Regions from separate parts of the Mus musculus genome. Here region 1 is linked to region 2. Evidence: chromatin loops called from intact Hi-C (ENCODE). Cell type or tissue: heart. All regions are shown on one strand.

The links. Hi-C counts contacts between places; a loop is a spot of excess contacts. Peaks named below come from ENCODE experiments on the same cell type or tissue, not always from the same donor. Only the 100,000 strongest peaks of a DNase experiment are listed, where the experiment ranks them.
Region 1: it touches region 2 in a loop (8-fold over the local background); 39 of 42 quality-filtered maps call a loop at or near these places.

The regions. Positions count from the first base shown.
Region 1 is chr16:22,803,464-22,811,463 of GRCm38, forward strand. It overlaps Crygs (crystallin, gamma S), which reads right to left and starts at 7,947. Exons shown (of 3, transcript NM_009967.2): 1 at 7,872-7,947; 2 at 2,963-3,205; 3 at 1,740-2,128. The coding sequence starts at 7,892. The coding sequence ends at 1,856. Gm30416 (a long non-coding RNA gene) reads left to right here. Exons shown (of 4, transcript XR_875953.3): 3 at 411-581. In heart, a CTCF peak has its summit at 4,174 (motif pointing left); no DNase peak of the experiment used is centred here; H3K27me3 peaks cover 1,062 bases.
Region 2 is chr16:22,561,612-22,569,611 of GRCm38, forward strand. Dgkg (diacylglycerol kinase, gamma) reads right to left here. Exons shown (of 25, transcript NM_138650.2): 15 at 4,804-4,883; 16 at 3,676-3,750; 17 at 1,087-1,172. It overlaps Gm15651 (a long non-coding RNA gene), which reads left to right. Exons shown (of 3, transcript XR_384735.4): 3 at 1,562-1,572. Among named protein-coding and RNA genes, the nearest start is that of Gm41433, 19 kb to the right of the region's middle. In heart, a CTCF peak has its summit at 3,154 (motif pointing right); DNase peaks (open chromatin) are centred at 2,730 and 3,140; H3K4me3 peaks cover 533 bases; H3K27ac peaks cover 1,756 bases.

The DNA of each region.
Region 1 (8,000 bases), 240 kb after region 2:
AGGAAGTAGACTCCATATTTGGGAAGTACTCAGTCTTATCTCAGAAGAATGCTTGAGATAGAAGAAAGCTAACAAGGTTTTAGGATAGCTCTGCCTTTGCTTTCCTGAGATGCTGTTTCAGAGAAAACAATTAAAGGTAGGTGGAGTAAATTCAGGATAATCACTTCGCTGTCGGAGTGAGGTTGATGGCAGCCCTTGACTCTGACAGCAGCGAGAAAGAGCCCTACCCAGAAGGACTGAGGTTTATGAATAGAGGATAGAATTGGCTTTTTGGCCTTTAGTATCAAATGCCTGTAAAATCCCTTTTAAGCAGAGTTAAGAAGTGCACCTGTGGCTTGAAGAGCAATGACCGCCTCTCTGAATCAGGGCATTAACTGACAAATCTGTTGTTTTATGTTTGCCTCCCTCAGACTGTGTGTAGCCGTCCCGACAGCGCTCTCCTGGATTGCTGTCAGCGTTTTCTGATGGCTCGGAACACATTGTGATGAATGCCCAAGGAACAAAGCAATGGTTGCTATGGATGAGGAGGCCGTCAATAAGTGTGCTACCACAGCCTCAGTTTCCCCAGTGGAATGTGACTGGTAAGATCTCTGAGGTCATTGCCAGAGACAGCTCTTCTAAAAACCATGTCAGTAACATTGGGTATTGGCCAATGTTTTCAGTGTCCTTTCTGGCCCAATGTGTTCAGTGGTGAGCAGTTGGTGTGGGGCTCTTATATGGGAGATGAGGTGAGTTAGCTTCTTGGCAGAGCGGCAAGGTCCAGAACTGACAGTCCAGTCAACTACGGGGCTGGGGCCCTCAGCAGCTGTGTGCAGTGTCCCATCCTTTCCCCTCAGTGTGCATCTGCCTTACATTTCTCAAAGTCCTACTGGCTACATGAGAAGATTATAGATATGTAGTATGCATTGGCATTTAATGTGTCATTTGGGGGAAAGACCCTAGAAGACATGAGCTTTGTCATCTCTTTAAAAGGCAGGTAATTTGAGCATCTCCCTGAAATCTCAAATACCCTCTAGCACTCTAGGGATGGATGCTGTGTCTGCACCAGGACTCAGTGAGCCTCAAGACTGTCCAACTTCCTTTCAAATACCGCAGTGAGTTCTTTTACTGCAAACCCACAACATCTGGATCTTAATTGAGGGACATTAGGCCGTGGCTTGGCTACTCACAAGTAACAGGCCTGGTTTTATTGCTTGTTGTCCATAAGGATCCTCTTTCTGGAGAGAAGCTGAAGTGGGAGCCTACACCCCCACATTTTACATTGGTTGGGGTCCTTCCCTCACTCACACTGCACTCAGACCTCCAGCTACTGAGCTGAATGAATGAGCTGGAAATTAAACAGTGGCTTCTGAAACCGAAATGTCTTCAACAAAGCTCTACTGCTATTGGCCACATGGTGGATGCGATCCATTTTAAAAATGTTTTCTTACGTCTCAGTTTTCTTAATTGTAACGTGTAGACAGACTACTATTCTTAAAGGGTGGGGTGAGAAGAAACAGATCATTAGTATAGGTGCGCTCCGTAAAGGGCAGCTCCGATTTTTGGTGTTGTTGAGTTAATGCAAAACACAAACAGAAAGAGCCTCTATGTGGAAGTGAGATTTCCTAACCTTCTATGCAGTCTTACTTGAATGCACTTTCTTATCTGAAAGATGAACTGCTCCGTGTAAATGCCCACTGTGGAGGGAGCCCAATTGCTGGTCCCTAAAAGCAATTAAGAAGAGGCACAATAGTCAACGATGGGATGCATTCCAATGCTTTTATTTACGTTGTCTATTTGGACCACAAGCCAGACAGCAGAGTTCAGCCCTCAAGTTCAGCCCTCAGGGAGAACTCTATGGTCCCACTCCAGGCCATCACTCCACAATGCGGCGGAACGACTGGATAGCGGGGGATGCCGCACCCCAATCGACGGGCTTCCGGTACTCCTTCTTATCCAGAAGATACTGTCTGCCACGGTAGTTGGGTAGCTCATAGAAAATCCAGGTGCCTTCTACCACCTTACAGGAATGAATCTCTCGCAGGTGAAACTGCTCCATGATAGAAGGACAGTCTTCCGTGGTTTCGTACATCTGACCGTTGAAGTCGCCCTTTTCAAAGACCTGAATCTTAGCCTGGCCTCCGCTAGACTGAAAGCAACAACAAGACCAACAAAAAGAAATGAACAGCCATTGTTACAGAAATCATTAGCATGTCAGGAACTCGGGGACAGCTTGGTGCACAGCCTCTCATCCTTAAGGGAGGGTCATCAGAACTCTGGTTGCCACCATGAAATACCAAAAGGGTGGACTAGCACAATTGCGATAAACATCTATGAGGGAGAGAGAGTCCTTGAACAACTAGTATTTACTCTCTACTTGATCTCAGCCACGAGGCTGAGAAGTAATGCCATTTAGTCTACTGATGAAGTAAACTAAGATTCTTATTTCATTCAACGAAGAAGAGGTAGGAAGACTTAGGAAAGGGCTGTGGGGAGACGGGAGTGGATGGAGAGATAGCTCAACAGTTAAGTACATGCAGCTCTACCAACAGACCGAGTTCAGTTCCCAAAAGCTCCATCCAGCAGCCCATATCTAATCTGCCTGTTAACTCCAGCTCTAGAGGAGCCAACACCCTTCCCCAGCCTCTGAGGGTACCTGCATGCAAATGTGTGCGAACACACACACACACACACACACACACACACACACACACACACACACTCATAAAAACAAAATCTTAGCCAGGCGTGGTAGCACACGCCTTTAATTCCAGCACTTGGGAGGCAGAGGCAGGCGGATTTCTGAGTTCAAGGCCAGCCTGATCTACAAAGTGAGTTCTAGGACAGCCAGTGCTACACAGAGAAACCCTGTCTCGAAAAAACAAAACAAGAAAACAAACAAACAACAACAACAACCAAAACAAAAAAACGAAAGGAAGGAAAGATGCGGGGTCGTGGCCACATAGCAAGCTTCCAGACTCACCAGATGAACAGCTCGGCAAGAGCCCAGGCGGTCATTAAGGCCCATCCAACGCTGGTATTCAGGGTACTCGCCCTGGGGTAAGATGTACATGTGCCCGGAGAAGTTGGGCCTTTCATACACAGCCCAGGTGCCTCCCTCTACTCTAATGGAGTTGCAGCGACTTAGGTACGAGCGGAAGTCTGCGCAGTCGCAGTCGCAGTCATAGCGGCGGCCTTGAAAATTTCGGTCTTCGTAGAAACTAATCTGCACACAGAGCACTGAGTGAGCTGAGGAGCTGGGCGGCTTTGCACACAGATAAAAGCGACAAGCACACTGTCGAATTAGATTGGCTTTCCTTCTACTGTGAAGAAAAGCACACAGTTCTACTTTACCTCACATTTGGCTTCTGGCAATCTTATCAACAAATGGGACAAGAACTTTCTTAAAATGGAACAGAATAAAAGAATGTCCTGATAGAAGCCAGTAGTTTTGGACCAAGTGGCATATTTAAAGTTCCCATAGCCCTCTACTTACCACAGTATATTATAAATGTCTGCTTATGCGCCGGACCCGCCCGCCCACCAGACTCCTCTTAGATTCTCCCAAGGGTAAAGACTTGGACCCAAGGGTAAAGACTACAGATCACCTGGACCCAGAAACAGCCAACAACGCCTCAACAAATGCGCCGTGAAGATGACCACGTCATGAATGGGCACAGGTACAGACGAAAACACATCATGACTGCAATTCGGAGAGATTGAGGCAAAAGTATTCTTTGCTTCGAAGTCTTACCAGTTTCTACCACAGGACCTGGAGTGTCTTGTGGCACTGGGAACAAGTTGCCACGGAGAGCCAGACATAAGCCCGTGCTCTTGAACTACTCCTGCTGAATCAGCCCGGCTATCCTGGGGATCCAGGATATCCAGTAAGGCATTCCTGGGGACGTCGGTTTCCCACTGGTCCAAAAGCATGACCCAAATACACTCACTGTAAATGTATAGTAATTCAAACCAGAGCTCAGAATGCTTTCTAGTTGAAATCGGGGACACCTGATAGGAACACTGGGGGTTCATAAATCGTTTCTGAATATCACTGTGAAATAAAAAAAAAAATAGGTCCCCCCCCCCCCCCGTTGATCAGTAATGCCTCAATCAGAAAAATACTAATTATTAGGAAAGGGAGAAGTGTTAATTTCTTGGCGTTATGCTGCCACCTTGTGGCTGATTTGATTTATCGGCTTGGCAGAAAAGCGTCGTCGTAAAGGTGCAGAGGCAGGTAGTCCTCGATTTTTTTGGTGAGCTTAGCAGGGTAAGTAGCTTTCCAGAAGCAAAGAGCACAAGACGATAAAGATGCATAAAATACGTGAGGCACACAGCCTACCATAGGAACTAGGGAATAGTGAGCGTCTGGGGTTCCCTCGTGCCTGTAAACGCCAAGAGCAAGAGGATAACGCAGGGAGCTGCAATGGGAGAGCACTCTCAAGGAGCCCAGGGGGTGGTGACTCATTAGATGGAGAGAATGCACAGATTCCCAAAGGGCACACGATCCTTTCTTCAGTCCTGGGTGACTCTTCAGCAGGTGGCACACCCAGAGTTGTTTCATTCTGCCTTAATCCTTCCGGTTCCCTTCCTGTCCCGATTCTCTCACCTCTATTTCCTGTTCCCTAAAAAAACCAAACAAAACCACACACACACACACACACACACTCATTTCATTTCCTCTCTTCAATTTTGTTTTTCTGCTCCCTCGCTCAGTTTAGCACAGGTGAGTTAGAGGTATATGATACCTGTTTACAGATGAGAGGGAAAAAATTCCAGCACCGCTTACTAGCTATGTGACTTTGAACAGAGCATCGAGCCTTCCAAATCTGCAAAACAAAGTAACAGTGCCTTTCTACAGAGGGTGGCCTGAGGGTAAAATAGTAGTCAAGTATAATACTTGACTCAAAATTGCCAATGAAGAAGGGGCTTACCCAGCTGGAGGAGCTACAGGCAATTAAATGGATCCTGGGAAAGGGAGAGTCATATTTCTGGGTGGAGAAGACATTGGTTCTCATCATTCCTAATGCTCTGAAGATTTGATACAGTTCCTCATGTTGTGGTGACCTTCATCCTTTAAATCATCTTGTTGCTAACTTTGTAACTGTAACTGTGCTACTGTTATGAATCGGAATGCAAATAGTTGATATACATGGTATCTGTGATCACCACAGGTTGAGAACCACCCCTCCAAGCTGTCTTGCTCAAGTAAATAACTCACAGCCATGCTCAGGCAAGAAACCCTAATGACATGCAATGGGGCACACACACACACAGACAGACAGACAGACAGACAGACACACACACACACACACACACACACACACCTTAGCACACCCTACACAAAGCTAGGAAGCGGGATACAGGAAAGAGGCTTGCTGGGCGTGGAAGAGGAATGGGAGAATGGGAGATGAATGTGACCAAAGTACATTTTACCCATGTGCAAAACTGTGAAACACATTTGAAAAACCATTTAAAATACATCTGGTTTAGTCTGTATGTTAAGTGTTTTCAGGGCTGTTTGGTACTGGGTAACCAACTGGCGTGCTCTTCTCTGGGGCAGCCTGTTTCTTCTGCTCTCCGAATTCCTTAGTTGCCTGTAATTCTTTGGTTAGGGCTGAGGTCCCCTGAGCTCTCCTCCTTTCACCTTAGCATGTCTGTTAATGTTGTCCTTGTGCAGGTCATATTTAGGCAGCCAAGGATTAATACTTTAAAGAGCAAGCTGTTCTCATTGTTACGGACAGAGATAATTTCCAAAGGCCACTACCTATTCAAGGATAGCTATAGCCTGTAGAGTGTCGAGTTTATGTGGGCCATTTTCTCTTTCTTCCATCTTCCCACCCACATGATGTGACTTAACAAGGCAGCATTTGCTCTCTGAACACTTGGTGGGACTGGCCCTGCACTCATGAGCCTTTGTATTGTGACTGATGAAGGGATCTTCAAGAAAATCCAGTAACTTCTCCAAGAACGGACAGGTTCTACAGGACTTCATCTCTATGCTGAATTGACTTTTGAGCCAAAAATGATTTTGTGAGAGCTAAAGAAAATATGGGATGTGTTTTAGTTCATTGATTCCCAACATTTATGCCTCATCTGCACATTTGCCTTATACCAATGTCCGGGACATGAAATATGCACAGGGCCACCATGTTGGATACCTTCCCAGGCTAGCCAGCCATTCCATGTCAAACCAAGTGTGCATTTGTTCTTAATGGAGTCGTTTCTGGGCTCCAGCCCAAACTCTCTGTTCAGCGGATGAAGGCTGCTCCATCTATGCACAATTCCTACTTATAAAAGAAATGTGGAAGCCATCCAGTCTATATCCATCCATTCTATAGCCAATGGAGAGATTGTGGTCTTTTCACATAAAATTTGGAAGAGAAAAAAAATCAACATCAAATGCTGGTTTTCCTAGAAATCACTATAAAATCCCTGTCACATTTAGTTTTGAAAAATAGCCTACCAACCCAAGCAGAAAGAAAAATATCTCGATTATCTCAGTGGTTAATGAAAATATGCCTAACAAAACCTGTTGTTCTTGCTGAGCCCATGGTGCCGCTGATCAATCCAGTGACAAGATGGTGAGAACAGAAGGGTAGAGAGAAAGAACGGGTATTTATTTACATGATGTCTATGCATCAGCCTTCCCTCAAGGCTCTTCAGACTTTTCAGTAGGACCAAGTGATGTATATTACAGCACTGGACATCTGTCTGTCTGGATGTGTGCTGTATCTGTCAACTGAGGAAAAAGTGCTCAGGCACAGAACCTTAGGTTAACAGCCACCTCCTAACCCCATGCACTGGAAAGCATACAGTATCACCTGCATAACTTCTTGCTAGCCACAGTCTAAAGATGAGGAAACCGTAAGATGAATCTAGATGGGGTTTCTTCAACCCACCTGGCCTGAGCTTTGTAAAGTGTCCATGTCTCAGGAACAACAAAAGCTGAAGACTCTGTGGTACAGGCTCAGGAGAGGGAAAGACCCGGAGCAAAGACAAATAATCAACTAACTGCATGTACCATGTGACCGTACATGCTCTATCACCCACACCATGTGACCGTACGTGCTCTATCACCCACACCATGTGACCGTACGTGCTCTATCACCCACACTTCTGGGGTCAACTGGAGAGGCGAAGTATGATCTGGATGTCGGGGATCTGTTTATTCAAGGGGGGGGGGAACTTTGTCTTTAGGAGATACGTATTTAAATATCTGTCATCAATGCAATGAAGTCAGCTACTTTTCAAATGGTACAATGGAGATTCACCAAATGTTAACAATTGGATTCACTGCATATTTCTCTTAAGTCTTCCAAGATTAGTAAATCTAAAAGCAAAGAGTTGGCGGGGCCCAGTGGGGGGATCAGGCACTGCACAGTGCCTCGGCCCTCCAGAGTTATTGACTACTACAGAAGCAAACCCCCTGAGCAATCACCTTCCGACAAGCAGTTGGGTCAAACGTTGGTGAAGATTCTGCCTAGAAACAAGAACCACTTGAATGCAGAAGTGCTGTAAGATTTAGTTCACTGGCCTGGCCTCTCCGCTGGCCTTTTGGAACAGTAGCATGTGAGGCTAAATTACCGAGAAAAGAATGCTGACTACTGATGTTTTCTACTGTAGTCTTTGCCATGTTCCACTCCTGTGAGATTTACATCTCCAGCTGCCGGAAGGCAGCCCTTGCAACGGTTCATGTAGTACCTAGCACAGCATCCATCACTAACAGTAACTCTTTAACGTGGTGTTAGATGATTCTATTTGACTAGAAAACAAGCCTTTTCCATCTTCTCTCCCCAGGATTGTCCCTCAAGCACTAGTTTACTCATCTCAGGGCAGTGAAGCAACAGCTCTGCTTTGAACGTGCCCCTGGATGAGAAACAGTTACTTACCTTGCCTCCAGTTTTAGACATTGTATGTGCAAAGGTTGATTCCCGCACTACTGAGAGAGATCCAGGGCAGCTCCAGGACTACAGGCAGAGGGACATTTATAGAGGGCAGTTCAAATCAAACATCTGCTT
Region 2 (8,000 bases):
TTCTATGTTGCCTGGGTCTTTCCTCTAGATCAGAGGTTCTCAACCTTCCAAATGCAGAGACCTTCTAATACAGCTCCTCATGTTGTGGTGACTCCCAATCACAAAATTATTCCTGTTGCTAGTTTATAACTCTAGTTTTGCTACTCTTAGGGATCATGATCTGTGTTTCCTGATGGTCTTAGGGAACCCCATAAAAGGGCCATTTCATCTCCCATGAGATCGTGACCCACAGGTTGAGAGCCACAGCTCTAGAAGGTAGGCTCCATTAGGGTAGTAATTTGGCCTCTTCGTTCCTTGGTGGCATCTCTAGTTGACTCCAAGAGGGCTTGGCCCATAGAGATTCCAGGCAGCATTTGTAATGACTGACAGATGCTGTGAAGCAGCCCTGGTCTCTTTGATGCCTGCCCACCCCAGTGCCTCTGTTGGTAGCTTTCCTGCCTTGGTGTTCTATATTGCAGACTTTACCTTGGTTCAGCAGGGGTTAGGTCTTAACTATACCCCATCCCTAAATATCACAGATAAGCACTATCATTTTCTGGATCCAGGCAGAGCTGGGCTAGACCTCAGGCCCCCAGCCCTCCAGCCTGCTCCCCTGCCTTCTCCATGTGGGACACAGCTCTGCATGGCGTTCCTCTGCCTGTACTGACCTGCACTTTCCAGGTGTGCACTTTCCAGGTGTGCACTTTCCAGGTGTGCACTTTCCAGGTGTGCACTTTCCAGGTGTGCACTTTCCAGGTGTGCTTTCTGGACTCCTGCTCCAGATGTTCATCCCTAAGTAGATCTGCCATGCTTAGCTTCTTGCCCTTTATTTATCATCACCCTGGCTCCACCTGCATCTCCAGTCCTGCTTCTAATACATCTGGTTCTGCTACTGCGCAGCTCTGCCTCTGACATACATGTTTCTGAAGGCCAAGTCTACGATGAAAACTCTTCACTCCAGATCCCTAATCAAGCAGCAGTCCAAGCAAGGGTAGGCACCCGGATGGAGAAGGCATGGCTCTGCTCCTCCTTTAGTTCACTGCCTTCTGATGACTTCACATCTACTCACTATAAAGAACAAGGAAAGGCCTTCCTGGCCATCCTTACCAATGCAATCCAAAATCCAGCCAACGGTCCCATCTCCGCCACAGGCAAGAACACGGAAGTCTGGGGTATCATGAAAGAAGTTCAATCTGGAAAGAAAGGCCACAGTGCTCTTGTTATTAGGTCACTAACACTGTTAATATTTCAACAGGTATCAAGTGTGCAGTGAGTGCATGCATACGTGTGTGTGTGTGTGTGTATGTGTGTGTGTGAGTGTGTGTGTATGTGTGTGTGTGAGTGTGTGTGTGCGTGTGTGTGTACGTGTGTGTGTGTGTGTGTGCGTGTGTGTGTGTGTGTACGTGTGTGTGTGTGTGTACGTGTGTGTGTGTGTGTGCGCGTGCACGCATTTGTGAGTGTGGTGCTGGGGATTGAACCCTGGTGCCCAGCATATGCTAAACAAACTATCAATGAGCTACATGACAGTCTTAGCACGTGACACTTCTGGTCCTCCCCAGTCCCTGGAATCAGATTCTTCCAGGATCGGAAGAGTCACTTAGCACTCTGGAACCAGAATTTACTGTGTAGTGCTCCCAGCTATGGAGAAGAATCAGTTATGTGTGTATATGTATGTGGGGTGCTGACTTCCTAATAGAAGGAGACTCTGACCCAACATTCAGCATGTAGAAAGCCACTTTTGAGAATTCCTCTACGATTTGAGGAATTCTCAGTTTTCACATTTTGGCAACAACACAAAGCATCCCTAATATTTGGACTCCTCTCAGACTCTCCTGACTGCTGTCTCTAATACTACACCTCCTTAAGAGAGGTTCACTTAATTATCTGGGTCTTTATTTTCTCCTCTGAGGGCCCCCTGCCATGGGGAGCGAGACCCCATTTTCCCTGGGAGCATGAAGCCGGAAGAGCAGGACCTGGGGTCCACTGACCTTCTGGTGAGTCTGTGGGTATAATTCAGAGGTTTGTGAACTTGGAAGAGAAAATATAATGTTAATATCTTCTCTGATCTCTAACTGACACTTAGCATTTCTTTCAATTATGAATGTAGACAGCAGACCACAGAGGCTTCAATAGCACCTGCAACTTTGTCACAGTGAATATAACAGCTGTTTCAACACTTCAGTTAGGCTGTACTGTAGGTTCCATGCTATCATTTCTGGAGCTTGTGGCTTTCAGTTTACAGTCATTATTGAACCTGACTATGGGTATTGTTGTTTAGTGTGTTGAGAGAAGACATTCTCTTATGTACCACAAATTTGTCTTTTTAGTTTTGGGTAACCACTTCTCAACATAATTAGCTTCACTGGAAATCACATATTATTTCATATTATGCTTTAGAAAAAAATTATTTTAGATGGAGTTCATACTCTACCAGATTGTGACTGGAGTCCCTGGCAGAAAAAGTCAAGAACCCTTGCTTTGGGGGAAAATGTGACCGATGGACACCTTGAGGTGCCGTTATGTCTCTCTTCCCAGACAGATGGTCTGAGGAGTCCCAGGGGCGCTCTGAGCACGGATGCCTATGTTGGCAAGTCACTATTCTCTCTCCCTTCTCTTGCAGAACCCTACTCCAGGCAGTACATTCTGAGTAGAGGCTCCCGTCAGCTGGACGGCCTGTCTGCGTACAGATAAACAGGCACATTGAAGGTGCTCTGGGCTCAGCAGCCCTGGAAGTAGGCCCTGAGCTTGTCACCCACAGGAAAACCAATCAAAGGCCGAGAAGGCTGTGCTCCTAAAATACCCTAGGAGAGAGCAGGGCCGAAAAGGCACTTGATGTTTTGGTACATGGCGGTGCTATCCGGCAGTAACTGGCAGTAACCAGCAGTAACCGGTTGACACGTGGCTATGTGGCAACTGGGAGAGTCTGGACCGACTTCTGAGTAAATTTTACAGATTGGTGAATGTGCACCTGTGTGTCGTTCTCCTTTTAACTGGGTCTCGTGCTTCCATTTCTATAAATAATCTCCGTGCCAGACAACGGAAAGACAGGGACAGGTTCCATTTTTAGACACCTTACTCCAGCCCCCTTGGAGGAATCTCAATGACTCTAGAGTAGAAATGCAGGTCAGGAGGTGTAAAAGCTCAGATCAGACGTGGAAGTTGGTGCTGGCAGAGCTGCCAGCAGGTGGCACTAGGGCACCACCTATGACTGGCTAAATGGCATCAAGGCCAGCTCCACCCACCAGACCTTCAGATGAGCCATCTATGTCCTGCCCCCTCCCCTCTAACAGCTCTTTCTGTCTGGCTAGGGGTCAGGGAGGTGGGAGAAGGGTTAGGAGATCTGTAATCTCTGCAAAGCTGGGTAATTCAGGGAAAGAATGTTTCAATGACAGAAATGCTCCCATAGCAAAAGACATGACAGACTTGGAGTGACATCATTACACACTACGACGATATCAGCCAAGAGCCTTGCAAGTAAGTCCAAGGAAGTCAGCAGTGTGACCTCCCTGTCCGTCCAATGACTGGGTCATAGTTTCCCTCTGACATCAACACCTCCTTCAGAGACAAGGTAGACAGGGCAACTTCCTAAATAAGAACCAGGGCCAAGGTGAGGGGTAGGCAGAAAAAGCCAGGAGACAAAGAAAGGTGTTTTCTTCAGAGACCAAAGCAGGGCAGAGTGAAGACGACTGTCCATACCCTGGTGTAGGTCCCCCATTGTCCAGGTTGAAAACTTGTTCGGGGTTGAGCAGGTAGTGAAATTTCCGAAGAATTCTACAGGGGAAAAAACACAATAGAGGCGAGAAATGGTAAGGTAGTAGTCACATGGGGGCAAATACCTTTGGACCCATCTGTGGTGAAATCTGCCAGTTGTTTAAACCTAAGACAGGGAGTGATGGGTGCAGACCCGCTATCCCAGTACACCTAGCATCCCCATATCCTTCCCTCTGGCCAAAAGCTGCCCCTCCATCTGACTCCAGCCCCACCCTATGGACTGCTTATTGCTATGGGAGAGAATAGGACTGCTGTCCTACATAGTTTCCTTCCTGTTAGAGACCTCTGGGTATTCTGCATGGTTTAAGTAGGGTGATTTCATCTATTGTTGACTGTCCAGAGGTGCTGAAGGCCCCCAAGGAGTGGGCCCAGCATCCTCATAAGAGTACATGCAGGAGGAGGTGGGGCTGGAGGCAATGGCTATGTCTGGGTTTGGTTTCTAGGCTCTACCTTGAGACTAGCTCAGGCTAGAGGTGGGGTCCTCATAGTACTTGGCCCTACCTAATTTTATTTTTTCTAAGCCTGAAATCCTGCTCTCTGTACCATCTGCTCATTTCCCAGACTGAGCAGGCCTGGGAGGCAGAGTGCTTCTGTCTGCCCCCCATGTCTTCCCACCCCGCTGAGCTTACTCCAGTTTCGCCCAAACCTGCGTTTCCTTCACTGATACGGTGGGGTTGGGGCTAGGCCAGGTAGTCCTAAGCAGGTGAACCTCACCAAGTCTTTTAAACCAAGAAGAGACTTGTGATGGCATAGGATAAAACAGGTCCCTTAGAACTTGATTCTAGCGACCTTTACCGGGGCTCATGTGGCAGGTCCAAGGCTAAGCACTAGGTCTATTCTAATCCTTAAGGTAACCTGTGAGAGGTAATATCATTGCTATCATGTCGCAGGGGCGGAAACTGAGGCACAGGCTATTAACTCACCTGGGCCAGATGATGAGCTGGCCACGGGTCCATGTTTTTTTGACTGTACAGTCTACTATGTTGGGGCTGAGGGAAGGAAGGGGGTTGGGTCGGGTTGTTTTAGCCTATTTTAAAAGAAAAGAGGACCTACCTTTCTCCTTGTCTTCCTCCACTCTTGGGGTTCACCAGGACCAGCAGGGGATGCGTCCCCGGGCTAGGGATGATCTTATACTTAAAAATGAGAAGAAAGAGATGTGAGCTTTATTCAGTCGTGACATGAGATGAAAGCAGGTGGATGGGAGGCAGGCCCAGGCGTGGAGGAGAGGAGGGGGGCTGCTTGTCTGCCGGCTGAGCTTCCTGGGGGAGACATGGCTGATTCCAGCCCAAGGGACTTTTAAAGGGGGGCTAATGGCAATGAGGGTTGGAGGTCGGGATCAGAGCGGAATGACACCCGCTTAAAATTATACCTACAACACGAGATCAAAATAGTCTAGCATAGCAGTTCTCAACCTTCCCAATGCTGCAACCCTTTAATACAGTTCCTCATGTTGTGATGACCCCAACCACAAATGTATTTTGTTACTTCATAACTGTAGTGCTGCTACTGTTATGAATCAATACAGATATCTAATATGCAAGATGTCTAGTTTGTGGCCCCGAGGGGTCTCGACCCACAGGTTGAGAACCACAGGTCTAGAGGGTACATCCAACAACATCCATGAATGCCCTTGGGGTGCTCAGGGCCCAGCACTATCCAAATCCTCATGGCCACACCCAATGTTCCTCCTCTCTGTGGGGTCCGTCCTCTTCTGATGCCTCAGTCACTGCTGAGGTTACCTCAACAATGGTACCACACTAGCAGGCCCAGACAGCTTGTCTTTTCCATAAGCCTCGCTGTTCCTCTTGGAATGTCCTTTTCCGGTTGGTTACTCAGCTGGGCATCCAGGGGGAGATCCCGACCTGCCAAGTCCTTCCCTTAGAATTTCTCTGGCAGCCACCATGATCCCCATGCCTTTGAGGCCTTTCCTACCCACACTGTATCCTCCATACCCCCACCCCAGTTCCTTTCTGGGACACCACATCAGTCATGCCACTCCTAACGCACCTGTAACAGCACCCTGATGCTCCCAGAATCTGACCCTAATCTCTAAGACTTCTCAGCCTTGCCCCTTTCTTCTGTGCTCTCCTTGCTCCTCCTGTCCCACAGTGACCAGCCTAGCAGCCGGCTGGCACCCTCCAGTGAGAAGTTCCTACTGCCATCCTCCAGTGAGTGTGTCTACCCATGCTCACACTCTTTTGCTCTTATCCTATGGCTTGAAATACTCTCTCCTTTGTAACTTCTTAAAGAGATCCAGAATAAGCCAGGAAGTGGTGGCACATGCCTTTAATCCCAGCATTTGGGAGGCAGAAACAGGTGGGTGTCTGTGAGTTCTAGGACAGCCTGGTCTACAAAGTGAGTTCCAGGCCAGCCAAGCTACAGAGAAAACCTTTCTTTAAAAAATCCAGAAGAGCCCATGGCCATCGCCTCTGTGACTTGGCCCTCAACCAGAGCAACTAAAAACTACTGCAGTGTGACCCGGGTAGTATATCCTGCTGCAATGTGACCAGGGTAGTATATCCTGCTGCAGTGTGACCCATGTGGTATATCCTTTGCAGTGTGACCCGTGTAGTATATCCTACTGCAATGTGGCCTGTGTAGTATATCCTACTGCAATGTGACCTGTGTAGTGTATCCTGCTGCAGTGTGACCTGTGTAGTATATCCTGCTGCAATGTGACCCATGTACTATACCCTACTCGATGTGACCCATGTAGTATATCCTACTCAATGTGATCTATGTAGTATATCCTACTGCAATGTGGCCTGTGTAGTATATCCTACTCAATGTGATCTATGTAGTATATCCTGCTGAACTGTCACCTGTGTAGTATATCCTACTGCAGTGTGACCTGTGTAGTGCAGCCTACTGCAGTGTGACCTGTGTAGTATATCCTACTGCACTATGACCTGTGTAGTATATCCTACTGCAATGTCACCTGTGTAGTATATCCTGGAGGGTTTATGTTTCTTTCTTTGCATTTATTTTTTGTCTTTCATTTGTCGGTGAAATCTCAGGCCTCCAAGTGGATCGGAAACACTGAGAGCAGATGGAGCTTCTATGAGTCCCATGGTGCCTGACACAGCAGTGAGCACTCAGTCAATTTCTGCGGATTCAGCTGAATGATATTCCCACACAGAGATACAGCTTGGCTTCGTGGTCAATATTTAATGCCTGCATTTGTTAGTTTTAAACTTCACACCTATCACAACTTACAGGTTTGCAAAGTGCAGTGTTTGTTGTTTATGATCTTAATTCTCTTGTCTCCTAGGGTAATTGTGTGATACTCAGAAGCATTTTGGAGCCAGGGTGTAGGCCCTTAAGTCTGGGGGATGATATTAAAGTACTCCATAGGGCTGGTGAGATGGCTTAGTGGGTAAAAACACCCGACTGTTCTTCCAAAGGTCCGGAGTTCAAATCCCAGCAACCACATGGTGGCTCACAACCATCCATAACGAGATCTGACGCCCTCTTCTGGTGTGTCTGAAGACAGCTACAGTGTACTTACATACAATCAATAAATAAATCTTTAAAAAAAAAAAAGTACTCCATAGCCCATATTGCATGGGACCTGCCAGTGAGATTGATGCCAGTGTGGACAACTTATATCTCTTGTCTCTCTTGCCTCTCTCCCTCTCCCCCTCTCCCCCTCTCTCCCTTTCCTCTTCTCTCTCTCCCTTTCCCTCTCCCTCCCCCCCTTCTCTCTCCCTCTCCCCCTCTCTCTCCCCCTCTCCCTCTCTCTCCCTCTCCCTCTCCCTCCCTCTTTCTCTCCCTCTCTCTCTCCCTCCCTCCCTCCCTCCTTCCCCCCTCCCCCTCCCTCTCCCCCCACTCTGTGTATCTGTACGTCTTTCTCTGTTTGTGGTATCTGGACTCTTCTACAGGTATCTAGAACCTTCTCTTTTGAGCTTCTAGAGCAGTGGTTCTCAACCTGTGGGCCATGCTGTGTGTCGCATATCAGATATCCTGCATATCAGATGTGTACATTATGATTCATAACAGCAGCAACATTGCAGTTATGAAGTAGCAACAATGTCACGTTATGGTTTGGGGAGTCACCACAGCATGAGGAAGGTCTGGAGCATCCTTGTCAGCTGTGGCCCACATCGTTTTCATCTTGCATCTTCAATCTCAACTGGTCTTGTAATTTCAAAGCACACAATCTCATGATCCCAGTCTTACAGCACTGGGGGAGGCAGGCTGTCTAGTGGTACTAAGCCCACTCTTAACAGAGGGAAACGTAAGCTCGGAGG